Regions from separate parts of the Homo sapiens genome. Here region 2 is linked to region 1. Evidence: chromatin loops called from intact Hi-C (ENCODE). Cell type or tissue: psoas muscle. All regions are shown on one strand.

Region 1 (8,000 bases):
CCAAGAAACCTCTGTGGGCTGATGTGGTCTGATTTATCCAGAATAGTTTCATGCAGGAGGTGAAATTGGAACAGGGCCATGAAAGAGGGGGAAGATTTGAGCAAGAAAGAGGGAAGGACATAAGAGGAAAGAGAAATGGGTGAGCAGAAGACTCCCCCAACAGTCTTTTCTGTCTAAGGTCAAGGGCAGGAAGACAGTCACCCTTTAGGTCTCAGTCTCAGGAGGAGCTGGGGAAAGCCAACAGTCCCTGCCCTCCATCTCCCACCCGCCAAGAAACCCACAGAAGGAAGCTGTTGGACCATCTCCAAGCGCAGTTCTTATCTGCCAAGCTTGCCAGTTCTCTGCCTGCTTCCAGATGTGACTACCACTTCATGAGGCCACATCACATCTGCAGAGTGTTTTTTAAGTTCAAAAATCCCTGTCATTATATGAACTGGTTTATTGTATTTTGACTCTTAGCACAGCTTTGCAACGTAAGTTGAACAGGTATATGACCCCCAACTTTACAGCAGAAGAAATGGAAGCTGGAAGAAAATTATTTTGGGTGAATTACACAATGTTCTGTGTGCAAAGCAGAAGGGCTCTTGGATGACTAGTGAGTGAGCTTTAGGATTTCTGCCACCTGTTTTAACTCTCAGAGGTTTCCTTTTTTGTTCTGTTTATATTCTAGATCAGTGTTTGGCAAACTTTTTCTGTAAAAAGCCAGAGAGTCAATATTTTAGGCTTTGCCGGCGATAGGGTCCACACAGCAAGTGGCTGTGGCACAAATGCAGTCACAGACAGGAAGCAAGTGAATGGGTGTGGCTGCGTTTTGATAAAACTTTATTTGCAAAAACAGGCTGGAGAGCTGGACTTGGTCTGTGGACCAGTTTGCCAATCCCTAAAATCCTAGCCGTGGCCTGGATCATTGAGGTGTTCCTATAGGGTGGGCAGACTTGCCCAGGCCCCTTGAAGCCTGCCCCACACAGCCCTGAAAGTACTCGCTGCCCACAGTCCCAGCTCCCTGCCTTCTGCTCCGCATGGAGTGAGCAGGAGGAGGCCCGCGTGGAAACCCCATCTAGACGCAGACAGTGGCCTCTTCCCGAGGAACTTTCCCAGTTGTCACCAACAAAAGTCTTCACCTCCAGAATAATCAGTTCTTTAAAAAAAAAAAAAAAAGACTCACAAATAACAAAAAATAAAAATAGGCTCGCCTCACAGAGCACGCTGCCCCTTCCCAGTGGACCTGCTACCTGGAGGTCTCAGACAGGAAACCACGGATTGGAGAACTTCTGGCCCCATTTATTGTATGGGCGCCTATTTTTGTCCTGAGGGAGGAAGCACTTGGGGGTGGGGAGGTGGCTGGGGAGGGAAAGGGGCTCTCGTTTGTAAGACCCCCTCCTTGATGGCTGCTACAGCGTCTTGGGCCAGCAGGGATGGGGAAGGCCACTACAAACCTGTCTGATTAAAAAAGAAGAAAAAAATATTTCTCTTTCAAAGCTGTCTGTAGAGGCTTTTCTCTTTTTTTCTTTCCATTTTTATTGCCTTCAGCAGTAGAGAGAAAAACAGAGATACCCACTTTCTTGTTCTTGCTTATTAAGGAAATGACATTCACCCCTAACTTGCTGTACGTGACTACCGTCTCCTGGAATTAGAAAATGTTTTTCCAGCACCTCTTCCTCCTCATCGTCCCTCCTTAGAAAGAGGTACCAGAGGAGTCAGGCTGCCTGGATTCCAATCCCCCTTCTCCCAGCTGTGTGATTTGAGGCAAGGTATTTGAGCTCAGTTCTCCAATCTGTGAAATAATAATAGAATAAACATTTCCCAGGGTATTTGTGAGACTTCAGAGATAGTATATGCAGCCCGCAGCTCAGACAGCACTCAAGTCATGGTAGCCTCTGTGGTGGAGGCACAAGTTCTGGACTAAGATGCTGGGTGGGAGTCCCTCTGGGGCAGGAGCAAGTCACTCAACCCATATTTAATGAGCCCCTAGATGTGCCCCAGGGGAACGTACACTCCACTGGGAGAATACAGACGCAAAAGAAATAAAGCAAACATGCGACAGGCGCTGCAGGGAAGAATCGAGTGACGATTCTTGAGTGATGAGGAGGCATATGGAGTGTTCACAAGCCCTTACTGAGAAGGTTACATCCGACCAAAGACATCGGTCTGTAAAGTGAGGTCAATAACAGTACGTGCTCCATGGGACAACGTGAGGGTAAGATTAGAAAAAGCAAGGACCTTCTCAGTTCCTGGAACACGGAAAGCACTCTGTGAATGTTCGCTAGTGTTACTGTTGGTGCATTACGCTCCTTGTTGAATTCTCACTAAGGGGACATTAGGAGAATACCATGTCCCCGTCTATGGGACAGGTACCAGCCCCTGCACTTAAACTCAGTCCATAATGGCTATAAGACAATGCCTGGGACACAGAGAGATGCCTGATCCGTAATGTTGGCCTGGGTGAATAAGGTCAGACCTCACCTCCGTGGGACCACGGGTGACATGGAGCAACAGTCGCCGGTGCACAGGGCCTGGGGAGGCGAGGTGGGGCATGGTTTTCAGGACTCTGCTCCTGGGTGTCTCGGGGCACTTTACTAATCCTCACGCCTGTGAGTTAGCATGTCCTAGAAGTTTCCAGAAGACTTGGCAACAGCTAACACAGCCCTAGGGAACAATAAAGTTACTCCTTCTCATCTGGAGGTCTGGGAACCCGGCTACAGAGGCTTCAACCCCAGTGTGGGGCAGCCCCAGCCGCGGCCCCGGCCTCCCGCCCAGGACCCCCATTACTAAATAGCAGCAGCGCCACCTGCTGGGGCTGCCAGGCCATTCCTTATCGGCCACCATTTTCACTCCTCCAGGAGTGAGGGACACCTGAGTGTCATTTCATGGAGCCATGATTTTCATTTTGAAAGCTCATTTGTCCCTCGGATTCTTTAGAGAGGTAGTGGGGAGGATCTCTCTGTTATCATCCAGGGCCAAGCAGAAGAACGAGGAAGGAACTGTCCCTTCCTTTAGCCATCTCCCGTGTGAAGGCTGGACTTGGACACAGGCTCAGGAGGCCAGAAAGCCACTTTCCGTCCCCTGAGCCTTCTGGGGACCCTCAATGGGGAATGCTTTGGGCACATCCCTAAGGCCAGAAATCCCACTTGACCGGGTGGCGTCCACTGTTGTGTGGGCACTAAGCCCCTTTCACAGCAAAGGGCTCCTGAGTCACACGCTCTGGACAAGGCCAGCAATGTGGGGGCAGGGGAGCCGGCCCTGCTAGGTCTGAGCCATCTAATGATTAACGGCCAACAGACACAGAATTTGGTTTCAAAATTTCCTAAGAGAAAGGCAAAACGAGAAGTCAGTGGGTTATGTAGTTCCTACTGTCAGACCAAAGACAGCAGACATAATGTTTGTCTGGGAGAATTCAAGGATAATGACCAAAATACGTCCTGATAGAAAGCCCTGGGCAGGACACTGGATAATTCAACAAACAACGTCTTTCAATGGGGTATTGTATATGACACAAAAGCACCAGGCCACTGTGTGATATAAGGAGGTGGCATTTCCGCAGGGCGCCGAGGGCCCTGTGCCCGGGAACCTGAGGAAATCTAATGCTCACCTAGGGGCCATCTAGGGCACAGGGACAACATGCCCGTTAGACCGTCTTTCTCACACTGGTCGCGCCGACTTCACACACATGGAGAAATTGCTCCCCAAGTCACACCTCAGAGTAAAGGGGTCCTGGGGGAGGGGGTGCCGGGGGGTGGTCTCAGACCAGAGATGAGGTGAAGGATATGCAATTCGGATTTCATCCCTTGCCTTCACATGGAACTTGGTCAAGTTAACTTGGAACTTAGTCAAGTTAATTCAGAACTTAGTAAATTAACTCGGCTTAGACTATGGATTACAGATTATGCGGCTCCATCTCCCCACTTAGCCAGCCCCCATCCTTCCAAGGGCGGAAGCCAACACTTTGTAACTCCCCCAGCCCCACCCCAGTGGGTGTTCCCCTGCAGCCCCGTGCTGCTGCCCTCCTGGAAGCAGTGTGTTCCCAGGGGTCCCAGGGAGGGGCGGGCCCTCTGGAGGAGTGTCATGCCTTGGCCTAGCAGGGGACATGTGGCCCAACAGGAGCTTCCCTACACCTTAGTGTGGCTGCCTCTTGCACCTCGCCATCCTCCCACTTGCTGCAGGGAGGAAGGGCCTGGGCATTGAGTGGGGTCATTTTCAGGACAGTGTGCATGTGCAGCGCTGACCAGGAGGCATGGCCGGTGAAGACGCCTTTGGCTGCTGGCGCTGGGACCAGGGGACTTCCCACAGCAAGCACCAGGCTGGAGCCTGCAGAGTGGTGCGCTGGTGCCCTCTAGTGGGAGCACACCACCATACAGCCACCGATCCTGGCGAGGCCTCCACTCCAGCAGTCCTCAACACTGGGGCCACACTCAGAGCAGGACTGTTAATGATGGGCCTGGGCTGCCCACAACACTGACAGAGTGGTAGCCTGGCCAACCCCTCCACTCCTGTGATAGAGATGCCAAAAATGCTACCAGGACACCAGCCTTGTGGATGGAATTTGGGGGTCCCCTAGAACTGCAGTCTGAGCCCAAGTGTGTGTCTCAGTGTCTGCCTGCCCTATGGCTTCAACACTGAGAACCATGATTGAACCCTGAATCCATGGCCCTGTACTCAGAGCCTTCTGCTGCCCCCCATCTCCCACCCACTCCACCCCCGCCGACCCCCCACCACCCCATCAGTGTTCTTAGAGAGCAATGTCAGTCTCAACTGGCCTGAGGCTGCCATTGTATGGCATGTCATGCCTCGGTGTGGATGCCATAAAACCTGGCTATTGGCTAGCTCCTATCCCAGCGTACCTGCTCCTTTCCCTCCAGCCACCAGTGTGGGAAGGAAGACCTTGGGGACAGTTAACACCACCAACAGACCCTTTACTTAACTAGCTCACTAAATGCCTTTTCAGAGTGCAGAACTATTCCTGGCAGCAGGGGTTCACAGAGGTATAGGGTGAGCCCTGGACACAGACACCTACTGTCTACCCTGTTGCCCCACATCCTTGTGGGGGCTCCAAGAGCCTGAGTCCAGCAGCTCCAGAGATGAAGTTCCTGAGGTCAGCACTGCAGTGAGACTCACCCCTGGATTCATTGCCAGTTGTGGAAACACAGCCAGATGGAGTCACCAGGAATAGGGGCCTTGGCTTTGGCTGGAGAGGAGCTTGGCCAGACGCCTAGGTGTCAGCATCTGACCCCCAGTGGAGGCATCACCTCCTAAAACCACTCATTGTGGCATGCGCTCTGTGTGTAACCCACTGAGAGATAAGCTAGGGCTCCCAGGAGATCAACAGGCATTCAGTGTGGGGGCCCATGGCGCCCTCTGCTTTGTACTCAGCCACACATTCACGCCCCAGACTGCAGGAGCTGCAGCAGCACAGGGGAGGAAGGTGGGGTGTACTGGGAGAGGACCCAGACTTTGCCCTTCAGGGACTGTGACCTGGGCAAGGCACCAGCACTTGCTCGGGCATTTGCAGCTTTGAATGCATGTGGTAATCTGTGCATGTCTCATTTCCTCTACTAGGCTGTGCCTCTCGTGGGGAACTGTATCTTATGTGATCAATTCTCTCTCTCTAAAAGGCTAGGGCAGAGCACTTGTCCATGAAGATGAGTTAAGTGAGCAAGTGAAGGAAAGAGGAAGATTTGGCAGAGGCACTTGAGGCTTACAGAACAGCCATGTGCTCCCCTTCTTCCCGCTCCCCTGCAGAAGTGTCAGCCCTTGCAGTTGGGGCGGGGGCATGTGACTAGTTCTGTCCAATGGGCTCTGAGTGGAGCTGATATTTCTGGGCCAAAGCATTTAAGACATACAGCAGGGGTGTCCAATCTTTTGGCTTCCCTGGGCCACACCGAAACAACTGTCTTGGGCCACACATAAAATACACTAATGATAGCTGATGAGCTAAAACAAAAAATTGTAAAATACCTCATAATGTTTTAAGAAAGTTTAAAAATTTGTTTTGGGCCATATTCAAAGCCATCCTGGGCCACAGGTTGGCCAAGCTTGACCTAGAACACGACCCTCCAGCTCTCTTTGCCTGTGCCAGGGCCACTTGGATACCATGGATTGAGATGGCAGGGCCACAGAACGCAATCCACCTGGACCCTGGAGTCCCCAAGGAGCTACCCTGGAGACCAGCTGGACCCTCAGCAGAATTTCAGAAAGTTAGAAATAAAATTCTGTGTGTGATTCCACTGAGATGTGGGGTTTGTTTAGTATTATGCCATGGCCTATAGTGTCCTAATACAGGAGACGATGGAAAAATCCTGTTTTCTTTAACAACAACAACAACAAATGTGTCTCAGAAATCACACCGAGAAGAGCATAACCAGGTTCATGCTGAATTTCTGCTGGGAAGTGGTGGGAGAAACTCAGAGACAGAGGGACGACTGAGTGTCAAGACAGACACAAATCCTGCCTTTCTTGTACACTCTAGACAACACAACAGCACATCTAGAAAGGAGGTTCTTCAGCAGCACTCACTCTAGAGCACCTGGTGCTGGGGTTATGAGGCTGAAGGAAATGGCCCAGCCCTCAGGCAGCCCAGAGTCCAGGAAGGGAGTCTGGCAGTTATGTAAGCAGGTGCGACGTGGTGGGAGCCATGCCACAGAGATGGGGGCAGGGGCTCTGGGGAAATGGCAGGTGGATGCTGGACTCCATCCTGTGCATCTGAGAGGGATCAGGGGAGGTATCCTGAGCCAGAAAAAGGACAGGCAGAGAAGGGCTGAGTGAGATTTTAGGCAGAGGGAACCGCCTGCTGGTGAGAAAGCAAGGAGAGATGGAAGATCAGAACAGATCAGGGGAGGGACTGACAGGGCCACAGGATGGCAGGGGGAGCCCAGGACAGAGGCTGGGCAAGGGTGCTGAGAACATCACAAAGCCTCCTGCCTGCTAAGGAGTCCGAACAGGGACAGAAGGGGCCGGAGATGGGGGTCTGGGCCTCTGTGGGTTGAGAACATGCTGGGGACACAGCTGGTAGGATCTTTATGCCCCTCTTCTTCTGGGGTGCAGAAGTGGAGGGCAGGTAGGCAATGGGCTTGAGGCCAACCTCCCTTTGTCACCCTCTTTCCTTCTTGCCTCCAGGTAGGGAGGGGAGGCCAGCCCTGATTTTTGTCTAAGAAAGTCTCTAGGAAGCCCGCTTATCTATGTACAGGCTCAAGACTCCCATAGGAGGGCTGGAGGTCCTCAGGCTAGAGGTGGGCTTTCCCTCCCATTTGGGGGCCTTCAGCTGGATGCACAATATCTCCTAGGTGAATCTGGAAGTAGGAGGATGTTTTTGGTGGTCACTATGCCTGCCCCTCTCCAGTGACGGCCATTCAGTGGCAGAGGCCAGGAGTCCTAAATATCCCACATTGCATTGGACACGTCCATACTATTAAGAGTTGTCCCCACCACATATGCTAATAGCTAGGCCAGCTGACCCTCAGGACCCAAGGCCAGACGAGTGAACCAGCCAGCCCTATTTATGAGGGGCTTTGAAGAACACTAGGAAAACTCAGATAAGTCATCCCATTGTGCTCTCACAGGACCGCAAATTCCTCAAACACCAAAAGTCTGTGTTTGGGGATCAAGAAGCCTGTCTACCTTGTCCTAAGGGTACCCATGTGAATTGTAGATACTCCAAGGAGCAGTCAAGCCAGGAGCATTATCAGCCAGGACTTTAAGTTTTCAACTCTTGCTGATAATCAGAATTTCCTACAATGCTTTAAAAATGCAGATTCTAGCTGGACACAGTGGCTTATTAAAAAAGCCCACAATGACCTTCGAGAGATAAAAACTACAATGTCTGAAATGAAAAATATACTGAATGGGATTAACAGTAGATTTGACACTGGAATAAAATATTAGTGAACTTGAAGAAATAGCAATAAAAGCTATCCAAAATGAAACACAGAGAGTAAAGAAAGACTTTAAAAAATCAGGCAGAGCTTTGGTGAGCCATGGGAAAAGATGAAGAAGCATAGAATACATAC
Region 2 (8,000 bases), 770 kb before region 1:
TAGTCCTGATTTTGGTAAAAACAAATTATGATAGGACCGTGTTGTTTGTAGAATAAACCTTAGTCTTATATTTGGCCTTGTTATTTGCATAAAGTTCAGCAAGAGTAATTATTTCTGCATAGTCCTTTTGGATTGGCTTCGATGGAACTCTGTTCCACAAGAAATCTCAGATAAGACTTCTTAAAGCTGAGCCCAGCATGGGTTTGTATCTTCAAATACCTGTGAGTTGGGTGATCCTTTTCTCTTAAGGTCCCAAGATAAACTTGGAGCTCCTGGACCTGTTAGAAAGTGACATTCTTTACTGACCAAAGGTTAGGAACCCTGTGCGGGGACTGTGTAGACAAGGTATGAGGCCAGTTCTTCCCATGGGGCTTTTTCAGCTCTGCAAGTGGAGGTTGACTCCTTAAAGGGAAGCATACACTTCCAGTCAAAGCCTTGATAAAATAGCCAGTTTTTCCATTTGTGTCCTGTTGAAAAAGAAAAATGGATTCTTATTTCACTGATGCAAACAACTATATTGCCATAAGTTAAGAGTTCTCACAGATTAGAGGAACCAGGCAGAGAGAAACAATCATGCTTCAAGTTTTGTTCACAGGAGTATACCTTACTCAATTATTAAAGGCTGTAAATAGTTCAAAATAAGTTTCCTTGACTCTGAAAAACAAACCAAGGATCAGCAATATTCCAAGCAAAAGTCAAAAAGATTGCTTTAGCTTTCTGAGTGTAGTCCATTTAGTCAATTCTTGTTTTGCTTGATATTTGTGAACATTTCAGTTCATGAGTCCTGTACGTTCTTTCTCTCTTCCAATGTTACAATCTTCAAAGCTGTTAAAAACCTGCATTTGAGGACACCTGTTGAAAGTCCTTAATATAGCTTGATTATAAACTGTCTTTTCAGAAGGAACAAAGCAAAACAACAATTGTCTGTGCATGACAAAATTTCCAGGTTACAGTTAAAAACATGACGGAAAAAGTTTAGTTAACCTTAATTATGATTGATAGTATATACTTAGACATTAGAATTTTAGAAATCCCATACAATTTTGGAACATATATTAGTATTATTCACCAAAATATAACTTAAAGAAGATTGGACATCGTTTTGGCAATTCTAATGTGACTAAACATGTCAGATAATCCTGTTTACCTCTTCTCTGGATGTTTCAGGGGCCTTCTGAACAATCCAGAAAGCCAGGCATCAGGAAGGACAATTTTGAAACTTGAAGCTTGATTTTGGGATGCCTTTTAAATGTTAGAGGTTTAAAACACTTGATGTTATGAAATAGAATTCCAAATTGCCATTATTTATTTTGCCAAAATGATGTCACAAAAGGAAAAAATCTTTCATCATCCTTTACTATTACATGAAAATCCTGTTTAAAGCCAAATTTTACCCTTGTATTAGTTTATTAAAGTTGTAAACAACCTTTTGATAAAACCTCATAGGAAAGTTCACCTAATCTTAACCAATGACCATGGGGTGAAGTCTTTACAAACCCTTTACAACCCCTTTTGTTAAACGGCAGATTAGTGTCTTAAGACAGCCTTGCCGTGTTTTTCTTTCAATGCTCAATTTAGGAAAAGACCATATAATACCCTTTTGAATTTAGTTAATGTTTATACATTTTTGCAAGATTAATTTTTGTCTTCCTGTAACTTGCTTAAACCTTTAGCTCTGTCTTATTAAATTTAAGATAATCTCTTATCCCTGGGCAAAATTTATATTTTCATGCTTTCTTATAATCTTTTACTAAAAAACACATTTCACTGTTTTTATAAGCCTTGCATATAAAACTTTAGAGATCTCAAATACATGTTGCACTGTTAACTCTCAGCAACTTTTACTTTAGGTAAAAAACCTGGTTAGTAAGTGATTTTAATTATATACCAGGTGTGGAGTCTAGGACCCAGACAAAGTCAGGCTTATGGGGTCCTGGGCCTGCATCCTAACCTAAGGTACCCTTTCTTTTGACAGAACGCTACAGAAAGACACACAAAGCACACCAGATTGGTTACAGCTTAAGACCAACCTCACAAATTCTTTTTTATTAATTAAAACTTTACAGAGAATAAACAATCATCCTTATTATCCTTGTTACTGGTTTGCACAGGAAGAGATAAGCCAAAATGTTGACTGGTAAAAAAACTTTTACCCTTTTGCCAGCATGTCAGGCTTCTGGGTTCCCTTCCCATTAGCTCAACTCTAAGTCAACCATTTTAAGGTTTGGGGAAATTAACTTTTCCTACTTTGGAGGAACATTATACAGGAAGAGATAGGAACCATTGTACACTGTGAAAGAAGGAAAAACACCATAGAAAAGTCTGGGGATTCCAGTTAGGGTTGTCAAGAGGTACCGCCTCTCTTCCTATTGGGAATTGTGTTTCTCTTATTTCTTTGCCTTCCCTATTTTCTCTTTTCGTTTTAGGCCTACTATAGGAAACGTTGCTTATCTTTCAATTTCTTTGCTGCCTGCTCTTCAGCTGTAATTAGGGTTTGGCTTAGAAGCAACATAAAATCTCTTCATGAGAGGTGAAACACCTGAGTTAAATTTTGGAAAGCTTCTATATACCTATCAGGGTCTTCAGAAAATTGGCCTCAGTCACCTTTATTTGCCTAAGGTCTTGCAAAGAGGAGGGAACTTGAACCCTAGTGACATCACCTCCATTGGGCATTTCCTGTAGAGGTAAGAGTGAAAGTGGGGAGTGGGAAATTTTGGAGATGGTGGAGGTGGAAGAACTGGTGGTATGGTTGGAGGTGGCCCTAAATAAGGGGGACTTGAAGGGCTGGGACACCCAATAGCTGCCTCAGATGATTTCCCCAGAAGTTGCTTCTCTCATTTTGGGGAATTATTCTCTTTGGGCCTGCTCAATATGATTGCTAAAAGGGCTGGGTTAATTCTGTAACGCTTGCAAAGGTCTAGTAAAAAGGCCATGCCCTGTGCAAAAGAAAATGAGCTGCTTTTTAAAGTTTCAGGGTCAAAGAAATCCTTGTGCTTCAGAATGCACTCCAGGGGAGTGCAGGATGAAGATGGTACCCACTTAGAGAAAAAGGTGGCCCTTTAGTCTCCTTCCTTTTGGTGTGACCCATGGTGGAGAGGAAGCAGTGGGGGCATCCCCCCTGCTTTTTTCCCCCTGTGTTTCCTGGGTCCCAGGCACCTTGTTGAACATGCTGCCCATGGTTGCAAGTGTGACCCCCAGTCATGGAACCAGAGGAACTAAGTCACTGGGGCTAGTCATGCTCACCCAAGTGGCTGTAGTCCTCTGCCTGTGATTTCCCTTTAACTTCCTAGACTTGTGTGACTTGCCTGGCTTCCTGAAAAATGGATTTCAAGAAAAACTACATAATAGTTGGGCAAGGCCCCTTTAATGCAGGGGATGTGCTAGATTGAACTCTGTATCCTGCTATTATGGCCTGTGCTGAAGCATTTACCCTTAGATAATGGTTCCAGTTAACTTCCAAACTTAAAATTCCCTTACTAATTAAGTACTACTCTAATTGAAGGCAGAATAGGTGGCTTAAAAAAACTTAGGGATTGAATGGCCATTTTCCTGCTGATGAGACAGTATTGAGACTAAATTTTGGCTTTGGAGGAATATTTTACCCCTAATTGTTGAAGGCAGAGTTTTCTCATTTACAGAACCAGCATAAAGCCTGGTTTCTAGTAGAGAGGCACAAAAAGGAAAGAGAATTGGGAGGCTAGGATGTTTCATTGGACTGACAGTGTGCTTCATGGAGAGGATTCCTATTTCACTAGGTGGCGCTGTTGACCTTGAAACACCACATACTCTCTAGACCAAGGGCAGAGAGAGACCTGGAAAATGCCATGTGCTCTCCAGACCAAGGGCAGAGAAAGAGAGATTCTCACTGTTGGGGGGTCAGGGAGCCCTGTTCTTAGAAAATCACAAAGACGCTTCCCCTTGAGCTATATGCCTTGTTACTACGACATTCCCTGATCTTACCAAACAAGACTACTTCCCTGAACCATAAAACTTCCCACACATTTCATACAGAGAGGATAAGAGATATGACGGTTGCGAACAGGAGAGGAGGAGATTACAATAGGAAAGTTGGAGATCCTGTTGCCGACACCGCATTGGGGCGGTTGGCGGCTGGGGTCCAGAAGCCTTTGGATAACACCAGGGGGTAGCGCCGGCCAGAAATCCTCAGTTGCCCCAGGACTTCTTCCAGCCCCACACGACAGCTAAGTCCTCCATGAAAGGTCTAAAATGGAAGCCGAGAACCTTGGAATGAAAGGACAGAGTTAGAGTTCGCTCTTCCCCTTACCGTTCTTATGAATGTTGTACCTTGGTATCCCGGACAAAGCTGCCATTATGAAGTGGCTACACTATCTGGGGTGTATACCCTAGGGTTTGTTGTTGCCTGCCGAGAAAGAATTAGGACACGGACATGTGGGTGGGTTAAGGAGTGGAAAGCTTAATAGACAGAAGAAAGGAGAGAGGAGAGCAGCTCCTTGAGAAAGAGACGTGTTCGAAAAAGGTACTTTCTGGTCTCTTATGCTTCTGCTTTGATTCCTTTTCTGTTCCAGCCATGTTAAACTTCTTTCAGGTCCTTGAACAGGCCCTACCTGTTATTTCTTAACCACAGGGCTTCACACGTGCTGTTCTCTGCTTTGGAAGTTTCTGAACTCCCACATCCACCCAGGCCAACCCTTCTTGTCCTTTAGGTCTTAACATTTTTTTTTTTTTTTTGTGATGGAGTCTTCCTCTGTCTTGCCCAGGCTGGAGTGCAGTGGCGTGATCTCAGCTCACTGCAGCCTCTACCTCCCGGTTTCAAGTGATTCTCCTGTCTCAGCCTCCCAAGTAGCTGGGATTACAGGCGCCTGCCACCACACCCAGCTAATTTTTGTATTTTTAGTAGAGACGGAATTTCACCGTGTTGGCCAGGTTGGTCTCGAACTCCTGACCTCAGGTGATCCACCCACTTTGGCCTGCCGAAGTGCTGGGATTACAGGCGTGAGCCACTGCACCCAGCTGGTCTTAACTTTTATGGTATGAACTCTTGGAAGCTTTCCCTTGGAAGCTTGAATAGTTGCCATCTTAACATTTCTTGTTGATGTATCCGTATCTCTGTATATCATTCCCTTCTTCACAACTTTAACCTTGGCACTTTGCATACTGCTGGCCACATAGTGGGCACTCAGGAAATATTTATTGACTGTTGATAGGCTTCTTGTGCTTAATGTAACCATAATGTGATGTAGCTTATATATGGCTTATTTGGTTTTTCAACCCTGTACTTGTTCTTTAGTATTTGCACATTGAATTGTTTATATGAATCATTGATTATGAAATAGTAAAGCTCATTCTCTCTTATTTATTTTGATATTTTTTCTACTTAAAGTAATACTTGTATATTGTTAGAAAAGGTAAATAATAATAAAGGCAGGTTATAAAAAATCAGCAGTATCCTTACCCATCCCCACTTTTTAATCTCATTTTCAGAGGCAGTTACTTTTAAGAACTCTGTCTCTCTCTCTCTCTTTTTCTTTTGGTAGAGATGGGGTCTCACTGTGTTGCCCAGGCCGTTCTTGAACTCCTAGCCTCAAATGGTCCTCCTGCCTGGGCCTCCCAAAGTGCTGGGATTACAGGCCTGAGCCACTGCACCTGGCCCTAAAAATTCTTTTAAGCTTTTTCTTTTGATTCTTACCTCTGCGTTTATAAATCTGCCTAAATTGCTATTTTGTGATTTATCAATTTTAGATAATACATATTAACTTCTTGTTATGGTAGGTGGGGTATTCTTCCCTTTCCTTCCCCTATTTCTAAAAGCACTTCCAGTATAGGTATATAAGAATTCTTGGTTAATATAGTGTTTAGCTTTTATATTATTATGACTACATAAATATTGTTCACTGCTGGTGAGTACTTCACCATGTTTCCCCTTCCCTCCCCCTAGTTTGCTTAGTTTTCCATGGATATATTATTAATTTTTACCAAATACTTTGAACGGCCTGTGGGATTTAGTGCCTAAGAAATTGATGCAAGGTGTTACTCTGGCTACTGCTATTGCAGTTGTTTTGTGTCCCTGTTCCAGAGGTTTCATGCCTTTTTCAGCTTTGTCAGTAAAGTAAAATCTCAGATCCCCACCATGCCTGACTTGACAGTGTAACATCCCCCATTTTGTTTGTGCTTTCTTTTTGGAACTGTTACTATTAATATATTAAAATCTTCTAAATTGTTCTTTAAATTTTCTATTTTTTCTCCTCCTGTTTTTCACTTATTTGTCCTCTTGTTCTTTATTATGGGAGTTCCCTTAACTTTTATCTTTTCTCCGTTCTTTTGTTTTAAATTTCAGGTGTCCTTTCTTGTTCTTTATTTCCTTTTTTATGACATCCTACTCTTGCTTCATGAAGCAATATGAAACGGTTAAAAGAGAATGGTTTCTGTACCTATCCTACCTGGGTTTAAAACCTGATGTGCCACTTTCTAGCTCTATAATCTTGGGCAAGTTACTTAACCTTTCTTTGCTTTAGTTTATTCATGTAGGTTAGGAGTTGGTAGACATTTCATCTAAAGGACCAAATCATAAATATTTCAGGCTTTATCAGCCAAGAGGCAAAATGAAGGATATTTTAAATTATTTAATTATTTCATTATGTAAGTACTTACATAACAAGAGAGAAAACATTTCTACAAGTTTTTTATTAATAAAGCTCAAAATGCGATACTAATAATGATTGAGAACAATTTTTGCAATAAAGGTTTGCTAATGAGAAGAATGAATGTTTTTTTGGAGGAGAGGGGATAACATTTGGCTTAATTGGAGTTTAAAGTTAGTGTTCTCTATCATCAAAATTGATTATAGATGCAGCATTAACCACCTATTAATGCTGATTTGTAATGAGATTTCATGTATTTCATCTTTGAAAATGTCTTCTTAGATACTGCCAAATACTGCTAATAGTCTGTGAACATATGGTTTTAATAGAGCATATTCATTGCTTGGACGACATTTACAGAATTCTTTTAGACTCTTTTCTTGATACTTAACGTTTAGCAAATCATTACACTGCAGACTAATCACTTCCAATTGAGGATTAGGTAGAAGCTCCTCATTGCACAGTTAAATGATTTTTGAAATGTGGAATGTTCGTTTCTACTTGCATTGAGGTATGAAAAAATACTGCTGGAAATATTTGATTTTGGAAAATATGTCTGCTGCATATTTGTGTGGCAGTAGAGATCTTCTTATTTTAATTTTTGACAGCATAGGAAGTACATGAAGCATCTTGACATGACTTGTGACTTAGGCAATGTTAGTTGTCCTTGAAATGACTGTCTCAATATAGGTTTTGCACGTAGACCCTGTTGTCCTTCTAACTTTAGGCTGAATTCATTAACAGATATATCAAGTCTGCAGCAACAATAGTAGTTGAGGGTCATTCTTTTCATTCAGAAAAATTTGTCTCAGCCTGGAGCTTGAAACATTTCAGTAAAACTCTGCCATTGTTAAGCCATTGTATTGTTTCGTGGCAGGACGCGTCAGGATATTTAGCTTCTATTTCTGACAAAAATGTCATGAGAACAAATGAAATTTACCTGTGACATTACGGTTCAATAACACATGATAGATTCAGATGTTTTCTGCAGAGTACCTGCTGATTGAGAATATGATTAATAGCCATAAGCTTTAAACACCTTACATTTCACAAGGCTTGTAAATTTTGTCCAGCTAAGCCTTTTTCTGCTTCATACATATTTTTACCACCATCAGTTGTTACACATCTTAGCAGATTCTACTTCAGATTGTGCTGAATTAGTATTTCCTTGATTTTTTGGAAAATATTCATAGCTGTAATTGTTTCATACATACTGTACTTCGAGCCACTGTTTTCATGGAAAGAGTAGGATGTTAAAGATATTTATTTTCTCTGGACACAATTCTTTGGCTGCTGTAATCAAACACAATTTAATTAACTCACCATTGGCAAATACTTTCCTTGCTTGCTTAACAAATGAGCCATTTGGAAATTTACTTC

The links. A loop is a pair of places that touch in the nucleus more often than their neighbours do. Peaks named below come from ENCODE experiments on the same cell type or tissue, not always from the same donor. Only the 100,000 strongest peaks of a DNase experiment are listed, where the experiment ranks them.
Region 2: a loop joins it to region 1, with 4 times the contacts of the local background. A loop is called at or near these places in 44 of 110 quality-filtered maps.

The regions. Positions count from the first base shown.
Region 1 is chr18:48,671,750-48,679,749 of GRCh38, reverse strand. All of the region lies in intron 6 of CTIF (cap binding complex dependent translation initiation factor), which reads right to left. LOC105372107 (a long non-coding RNA gene) reads left to right here. Exons shown (of 4, transcript XR_007066460.1): 4 at 6,074-6,225. Among named protein-coding and RNA genes, the nearest start is that of MIR4743, 5.2 kb to the right of the region's middle. RefSeq lists enhancers at 2,542-2,601, 2,622-2,691, 3,328-3,952, 4,426-4,605. In psoas muscle, CTCF peaks have their summits at 2,795 (motif pointing left) and 4,317 (motif pointing left); DNase peaks (open chromatin) are centred at 2,769, 3,135 and 4,299; H3K27ac peaks cover 1,692 bases.
Region 2 is chr18:49,443,771-49,451,770 of GRCh38, reverse strand. The region is part of intron 1 of DYM (dymeclin); the gene reads left to right. Among named protein-coding and RNA genes, the nearest start is that of DYM, 13 kb to the left of the region's middle. In psoas muscle, a CTCF peak has its summit at 3,726 (motif pointing right); no DNase peak of the experiment used is centred here.